2 separate regions of the Homo sapiens genome follow, and region 2 is linked to region 1. Evidence: read pairs that join two places in POLR2A ChIA-PET (ENCODE). Cell type or tissue: A673. All regions are shown on one strand.

Region 1 (4,000 bases):
TCCTTATTACTTACTTAAAATGCTTTGGGTCTGGCTGTTAGATATATCCAGAATTGAAACTTTAATTTGTAAATACAACACTTTAGTCAGCTTGAAATTCAAAAACTATACCGTGATCAAGAGGCAGAATTTTACTTGGCAAAATTGTTTAAGAGTAAGAGGACTTTTAAAGGCTATATAACACAGAGAATCTGGCAGAGTTAAGAGCAAATTCAAGGACTCCCAAGCCCAGTTACAGCTTCCTTAGTGCTTGAAAATGTTTTGTCATCTAACAAAAACCTTTGTGTAAATATTGAGTATTATAATCTATCTTTTATCCTGTGATCATCCCCCTTAGTAATATAATCTGACCCTAGAGTTAATAACAACAATCACCCCAGAGAGGAATCACTATGGAAAATAGCAGCTCTGCCATTTTTTCTAGATTCTAAGGAATAGTGGAACTGGCTTGCAATCACTAGAAAGCTCATAAGAAAGAACCTCTCTTGCTGACACGCTGAAAGACAAACTAAGGGTGAGGGTTAGCATCTGTGGTAGCTGGGTCAGCCCCAATCAACTTCCAAACCAATTACATTCAAAAGCTTTATCTGGAAAACATTTGGTGGTTCCTCAAAAAGTTAAACATAAAATTACCATATGACTTCTAGTATATACCCAGAATAATTGAAACCTGCCCAAATATACAAAAATGGATAAATAAATGGTTGTATATCCATACAATGGATTATTCAGTCCTAAAAAGGAATGAAGTACTGATACATGATACAAGATGGATGAACCTCAAAAATCTTACGCTAAGTAAAATAAGCCAGACACAAGATATCGCATACCGTATAATTCCATTTGTATGAAATTCCCAGAATAGGTAAATCCACAGAAATAAAAGGCAGATTGGTGGCTACTAGGGGACAACGGAACGGAAGAATGGGAGGAGGATGCTTATTGGTGACAGGGTTTTATTTTGGAGTGATGAAAATGTTTTGAAACTAGAGGTACTGGTTATACAACATTGTGAACTGTACTAAATGCCAATGATTGTTCACTTTAAAGTAATTAATTTTATGGTATGTGAATTTCACCTCAATTTTTTAAAAAAGCTTTCTCTAATTTGGGAATTAAATTAAGGCATTTATAAATGCTTTACAAATTAGTTTCCATAATGAGGTAATTTTTCATTTTAAATCAACAAAGAATCATTTTACATTTTTATTCAAAACATACCATACCCATTCACCAATCCATGGCTCATATGCTGCTTCCCTTAATGAAAATATAATTTCTAATTTTATTTAAAGCACACTTTTTTTTTCTCTTAAATTCTTGAGTTGTCATCCATCTTGTAATGGCCCATTTCATCCCAACCACAGATAATGCAAGTTATATTTATTTCCAATTACAATGACGCATAAAAATTCAAGTGAAAAAAATCCCTGCCGTTTTAAAATGTAATTCCCATCTCCTTCTTTGCTCAAGATTTATATCAGTTCCACAGACTGAGATGCTAAGAAACCATGTCGATTTCAGAGTGAGAAACTAAAGAACTGATTGACTTAATATTTTAGGAACCTAACATCAGATGAGGTTATTGGACCAATTATAAGACATTCGAAAGAAATGGTCCAGAGCCACAACAACGCTTACTCTGTATAATCTATTACAAAGTCATTTTTTTTTGGTATAAAAACTCTTTCTCAGATGTATAGTCATATTTAAAAGTACTTATATCTACCTTTTTAATATAGCAATGTTACATATAGAAATCTGATCAATAATTTCAACAAATTAAAAGTATGAAATTCACTTATTTGTGTTGATCCTCAAATCATTCTAACTTGCATTCTGTGCTACCCCTGTAAATATTGCTTGTGAATGTTTTATGCTGATGCCGTTCATTTTTACCATTAAAAAAAAAATGTGGTCTATTCTTACCATAATTAAGAGCTTCCGGTGCTGTCCATTTAATGGGAATCTGCTTTAAGCCAGAAGATGAATACACTCCACCATCCTCTTGACGAGACATTCCAAAGTCACTGATTTTCAGAACATTATTTTCACCTACCAGGCAGTTTCTTGCAGCAAGGTCCCTAGGTTACAGTAAGACACAGAAAACGCCTATTAAAACAAATTGAAAGCCACTTTCACATTTATGATTTCCACACTTTGCATTTTTACATTTGCAATGTATTTATAATGAGGTTAAGAATGCTTGTGATTTACCAGTCCTCATCTTTTCTGTCATAGGTAAAAAACATCCATGAGAACATATGCATATGGAGTAGGCCACATGCTAGTTTTCTAGGTACCACATATATTTCCATTTAAATAGAAAAACACCGATTCTAGCTTTAAAAGAGAAAATTACAGAGAAGAGGCTAAGCAAAGTTGGCATTATTTCTCCTTTGGCTTTCCTAGAGCAGCATTGTCCAATAAAGTAGCCATCTGCCACATGTGCTGCTGGACACCTGCAATGTGGCTAGTGTGACCAAGAAACTGAATTTTTCATTTTATATACTTTTAGTTACATTAAATAGCTGCATGTGCCTAGTAGATACTGAGTAGACTCTGATAAGACAATTCTTAGGGCTTCCCAAAGGTTGGAAAGTGGCTGAGGTACCAGAGAGTTTGGCAACTCTTTTTCTGCTGCATCTGGCCCTGTCTCTCTCTAGCCCACCTCATCTTGTCCAGTCTCCCTATCATTAATATATCCCATCCATACTGGGCTTCTTTTTGTCCCCAAATGCAGGACGAGTTCCCTAAATGAGGCAAGCTTGTTTGCACTGTATACCCTTTGCACTTAGCTGTTCCGCTTTGCCTCCAGTGTTCTTCCAGTTTTGCATAGCTGGCTCCTCTTCATTCATTCTTAGCCCAAACGCTCTCTCTTCAGAGAGTTCTTTCCTGACCACTCTAATCTTCCAAAGTATTTCTGGTGGGGAGGACATTCAATAACCAAATTCATATACAGCCATCCCTTGGGATCCATGATTGGTTCCAGGACCCCCCCTCAGATACCAAAATCCAAAGATGCTCAAATCCCTGATATAAAATGGTGTAGATTTGCATATGCACATGATCCTATATACTTTAAATCATCTCTAGATTACTTATAATACATAATACATTGTAAATGCTATGTAATAGTTGTTATATTTAGGGAATGATGACAAGGAAGTTTGTATGTTTAGTACAGACACAACTATCCATTTTAAAAAAAAAATCTCTGGATGGTTGAATCCACAGATGTGGAACTTACAGATACAGTCATATACAAAAATAACAAATAACCAAGTGGAGCTTGTCCTAGTAACACAAGGTTGGTTTAACATTTTAAAAGTAATCGATGTTATTCACTAGAGTAACAGAACATAGGAGGGAAAAACTTGATCATTCCAACTGATGCAGAAAAAGCATTGGACAAATATTCAAACCCATTGGTAAAACAATCTAGAAATATTAAGGAATTTATTTAACCTGACAAAGGGCATACACAAAAACTTAAATCCCTAACATTACACACTTAAATGGTGAAAGGCTAAATTTTTTTCTATTGAGGTCAAAGCAAGGATACCTGTTTTCACCACTTCTAGTCAAAGGGTTCTCTTGGAAACAATTTTACTACTTTTCTGATATCTGCCTCTCAATTTTGTGTTTTCTCTTATGTCTTTTTCAATTTGAAAATCTGATGTTTTTTACACAGAATATCTTTGGGAATGTTTATAACAAGAACTAGAATTAATGATTTACAAGGCTGCAAAAATACACAAAGTATTCTTGTAAGCAGCAAACAACTGGAAAATAAATTCCATTTACAGTAGTTCCAATAAGGCAAATATCTAAAAATAAATCTAACAAAAGACAAGTCCTTTATACTACAAAACTTGACTGAAAAAAATCATGTGAATATTAATTAAAAAATATGTGAATATTAATATGGCAATTCTGCCCAAATTAATGTATAGATTTAATGCACTCACAACCAAAATTTCTGGCTGATGTGTTGTAG
Region 2 (4,000 bases), 170 kb before region 1:
ATCATTCAGAATCGGTATTACTATCTTCGTTCTTTAAAAACTGAATTGTATTTTATTCTTTAGAACAAAATTTTATGCTGATAAAGGATTATGCTACTTTAAACCTACATGTATTCTAGATAGGGTGATTTAGGCTAGTTGTCTTTCTGCCTCTTCGACTAACTATTGTAAATACATTGTACTGCCTAAAGGTATAGATAGTTTTTTTTTTTTTAATTTTTATAGATTTTCATACTAGTGGCTTAAAAGGCTATCTTTTGCTTGTGTTGCTTATAAGTGATCCTGGATCATCTTAAATATATGACAGTACCAAGGCAATAAATTATTTTTACATATATGAAATTTCAGGTGTTACTAGCACTGCAAATATGCAGATAATCATTAGAAAGAGATAATGAACCCATTGAGACAAACATATATCAAAGCATAATTAGCCTGGAATAACCTCCCCAAATGAAAGTTACTATAAATAACATCCCTTATTTCTGTTTATGTGTAGCACAAATGAGTTCTTGCAAGCAGGTTCTATCTTGAGTAGTACATATGGGGAATTGGAGGAGATTCATAATTATAGCTATGTGAGAAGGAAAGGGACTGATAACAGGATCTTACCTTCCATTTCCTATCTTGCAATGGGAAAGTTCAATATAAGGAATTCTAAACTAGAACAAAGAAGTAGAGTAACAAGGGATTGGCTAGGAGGAAATAAAGATAATTACACAGAATATGGGAAAAGCGCATATAAGGAGCAGCCACCACCTGTCTGGCAAAGCTAGGACAACCCAAGGAAGAGTCCCTAGTCCATCTCAGGGCTGAGGTCACCTTGATGGAAATGGCACAGCTGTGGCTTGCTGTATGAGAGAGAAGTCACTTGGGTATGTGCTGGTGAAACTTGCTGGAAGTCAGCTCTCTTAGGGTGCTGAGGAAAGCTATTCATAGGAAGGTTTCTAACTGGAAGTGCTGTACTGCAGAACTGTCCAACATGGATGCTGGGGGAGGCTGCCACCTACTAAGTGCATTACAGGAACTGGCTGCTAGAGAAGCTGTGTGCACTGAGTCTAGTGCTAGAGAAAGCCACGAACATCACTCTAGTCCCAGTGTGCTCTGTCAAGCAAGCACACTGGGACAGAAGGAAGGCCCTTTCCTCCAGCAGTGTTCTTCAACATCCTCTGTGAACAAAGCTTAGCATCATGCCAGCTGTTAGGAGGGAAAGTATTTAAACAGCCCAGATTTTCACAGAGCCGACACAATAGTGAATATGGATTTGTGGAGCAATAATTCCATAAATGGAACATTCCAGCACTTTGATAACTTGGCTTCCATATATACCTTTCAATGCACATTTAAATTTCCATCCATCAATAGAATTGTATTTCCACCCAACAAAATACAGCTATTACTACAAATGAAGTTTCACCCATTTCCCAGAATGAGCAGATGGCTAGTTCCAAGAGGCATTGTATCCATCGCTAGTTATGCATTACTCCACACATTCATAGTAACACTGAATATTCTCTTATATAAAGACTAAATTGCAAATTTAACTTCCAACAACTGGCATATTGAAATAGAAATGGGAAAGAGGAAAAGTAAACTGTTAACATATATAAATAAGCAGATACATAAAACAAGCACATAAAATATGCAGAATTACTAATCCTTGTTCTGTATTTGCTCATGAGACTGAATGATAGCTATAACTTCTTTCTTCCATGACCCAGTCATATTTTCCCTGCCCTCAGCCAGAAGCTCACTCAGCTGGTTAGGATTCTTTACTTGGTAGAATAACCCAGACCTACACTGTTTATATCTTCAGTTCTTTCTTTTTTTGTCTGCTGTAGTTCTGGTAACTTTACTGTTGGGCATGAAAGCAGTAAGAGATTCACACTCCAGGTGAGATTATCACAGGGTTTTCAAGCAGAGGAAGCCTAGTCTGTGGAGGGCACACTGTTTCTACTGGTAACAGGAGGCTCAGAGTGACTTGGGGATTCAAAGTTATCAGTTTCCTCAGAGTTCAGTCAGATGTCTTCATTCCAGGTTTCAGAATCTTATTCCTTAACCAATCAATGGTAAAACTTTTGAGAAATTTGATGAGACTAAGAAGTCAACTCTAATTTTCATTTAGCAATCCACACAATTACATTTTGCGTTTGATTTTTAGGAGCAAGAGCATCTTTTAGGGCTGTCGTGGATGCTTTCTGGCTCTCATACCCTATTGTGAGGTTTAAGAGACCTGAGTTTGTAATTTTTTTCTGTAAGTGCACAAGGGCACTCTTAATAATCCATCTCACATCACGATTTTTACAGTTAGATCACTGTTGCCGTAAGATCAAGTATAGGAGCTATCTGGGCTTTCAAGACACATGCTTCAGTTGGATCTTCATCACTGTCAACCACAGTGATACCTTGATTAATTGTGATGCCACTACAGACTATGGATTAATAGCATCCCATTCTCATTGGCAAGGAGCTCAACACTGAGCTCAAGCTCAACAGGTGTAACCAAACCAACCCCCAAATCCTTTTCTTGCCAGTTCTGTGTCCCGGGACCACTCTTAATATGAATTCTGTACCAGTCTGAGTTCAGTCCCAAGAGAGAGAAATACAGTAATTTGAACAGGGAAAATTTACTGTAAATATTAACTGCAACAGAAGTTTAGAATACCAAGGGATTGGCTAGTAGGAAGTAAAGCAAACTCTAAAGAATATAGGATTAGCAGATTTAAGAAACAGCTTTAGGGCTGAGATGGAGCACTCTACTTCCCTCCTGTCTAAGGCTGAGAGCCAGACCTTATTGGGAAGGACACAGCCATGGCTTATGGAGGAGTATTTATGGTACTGTGCTGGCAGAACTTGCTGGAAATTTGCCTTCTGGAACATGGCAAAAATCTGCCCTCTGGGGCAAGAGAAACTTCACAGTGATGTGACCAAGCCCCTAGGTACTCTGCTGCAGAACCACCTAAGATGAGTACAAGGAGAAGCTGCTGGCAACCTTGTCCTGTAATTACCAGTTACTGGATAAGCAGCATGTGCTTCAAGAGCCAGGCACTGGAGAAGCCACCCACACTGGAGGAGTCTGATGCTGGAGAAGCCATCTGTGCACAGGGAAGCCTGGCACACTGCAGGGGCAAGCCCAAGGGAACCATGAAGCAAAGTCCTTTCCTTGTGTCTCTCCAGCACCTTCTGCTGACAAAACTTAAAATCATGTCAGCTAACAAAAGGAAAAATATTTAAAAGGCCCAAATCTGTTTTCAAAGGGCAGAAATGAAAGGTGTATTTGGAGCTGAGAAGCAATAATTCAATTACTGGAACAGTGTTTCTTTCTTTTTGCAGTGTTTCTCTGCATATCCAGAGTCAAATTTAGTGTTCAATAATATTAACTATGTTTATTAACTCTTTGTGAACCGTTTTGCTTTTTCCTTTTTTAGTCCTGATTTTGCTTTGGGCTTGGCCCAAGGCAAGTTGTAATCCCTATTATAAGTCATCTCAAATTCTTTTTGGGAATATCTATGGTAGGACCTTAGGCATGTATAAATATTATGTTTGCCATCCAGAAGAATAGAGTGTTAGCTAAGCTATCAGGCAGAATTCTTCTTCTATATGGGAAACCTGGCTTGTTCATTTTTTTTTATTATGGTAAAATAAACATAATATAAAATTTACTATTGCTACAGTTTTTTAAAGTGTACAGTTCAGTGTAATCAAGTGTATTCACATTGCTGTAAACAGTAACTCCCCATTTTCCCATCTTTCCAGCCCCTGGCAACCACCATTCTGTTTTCTGTCTCAATGAATTTGACTACTTTAGGTATCTCATGTAAGAATCATACAGTACTTATCTTTCTGTGACTGGCTTATTTCATTTAGCATAATGTCTTCAAGGTTCATCCATGTCGTGGCATGTGTTAGAATTTCCTTCCTTTTCAAGGCGGAGTAATATTTCACTGTATGTGTATATCACATTTTGCATATTCATCCATCCACCAATGAACAGTTGATT

The links. Peaks named below come from ENCODE experiments on the same cell type or tissue, not always from the same donor. Only the 100,000 strongest peaks of a DNase experiment are listed, where the experiment ranks them.
Region 2: POLR2A ChIA-PET joins it to region 1 with 5 read pairs; 2 of 35 experiments call an interaction of 5 or more read pairs at or near these places.

What each region holds. Positions count from the first base shown.
Region 1 is chr5:109,178,831-109,182,830 of GRCh38, reverse strand. FER (FER tyrosine kinase) reads right to left here. Exons shown (of 20, transcript NM_005246.4): 18 at 1,930-2,084. It overlaps LOC124901040 (a long non-coding RNA gene), which reads left to right and starts at 2,078. Exons shown (of 2, transcript XR_007058897.1): 1 at 2,078-4,000. In A673, no CTCF peak of the experiment used is centred here; a DNase peak (open chromatin) is centred at 1,950.
Region 2 is chr5:109,346,503-109,350,502 of GRCh38, reverse strand. The region is part of intron 7 of PJA2 (praja ring finger ubiquitin ligase 2); the gene reads left to right. Among named protein-coding and RNA genes, the nearest start is that of PJA2, 61 kb to the left of the region's middle. In A673, a CTCF peak has its summit at 3,201; no DNase peak of the experiment used is centred here.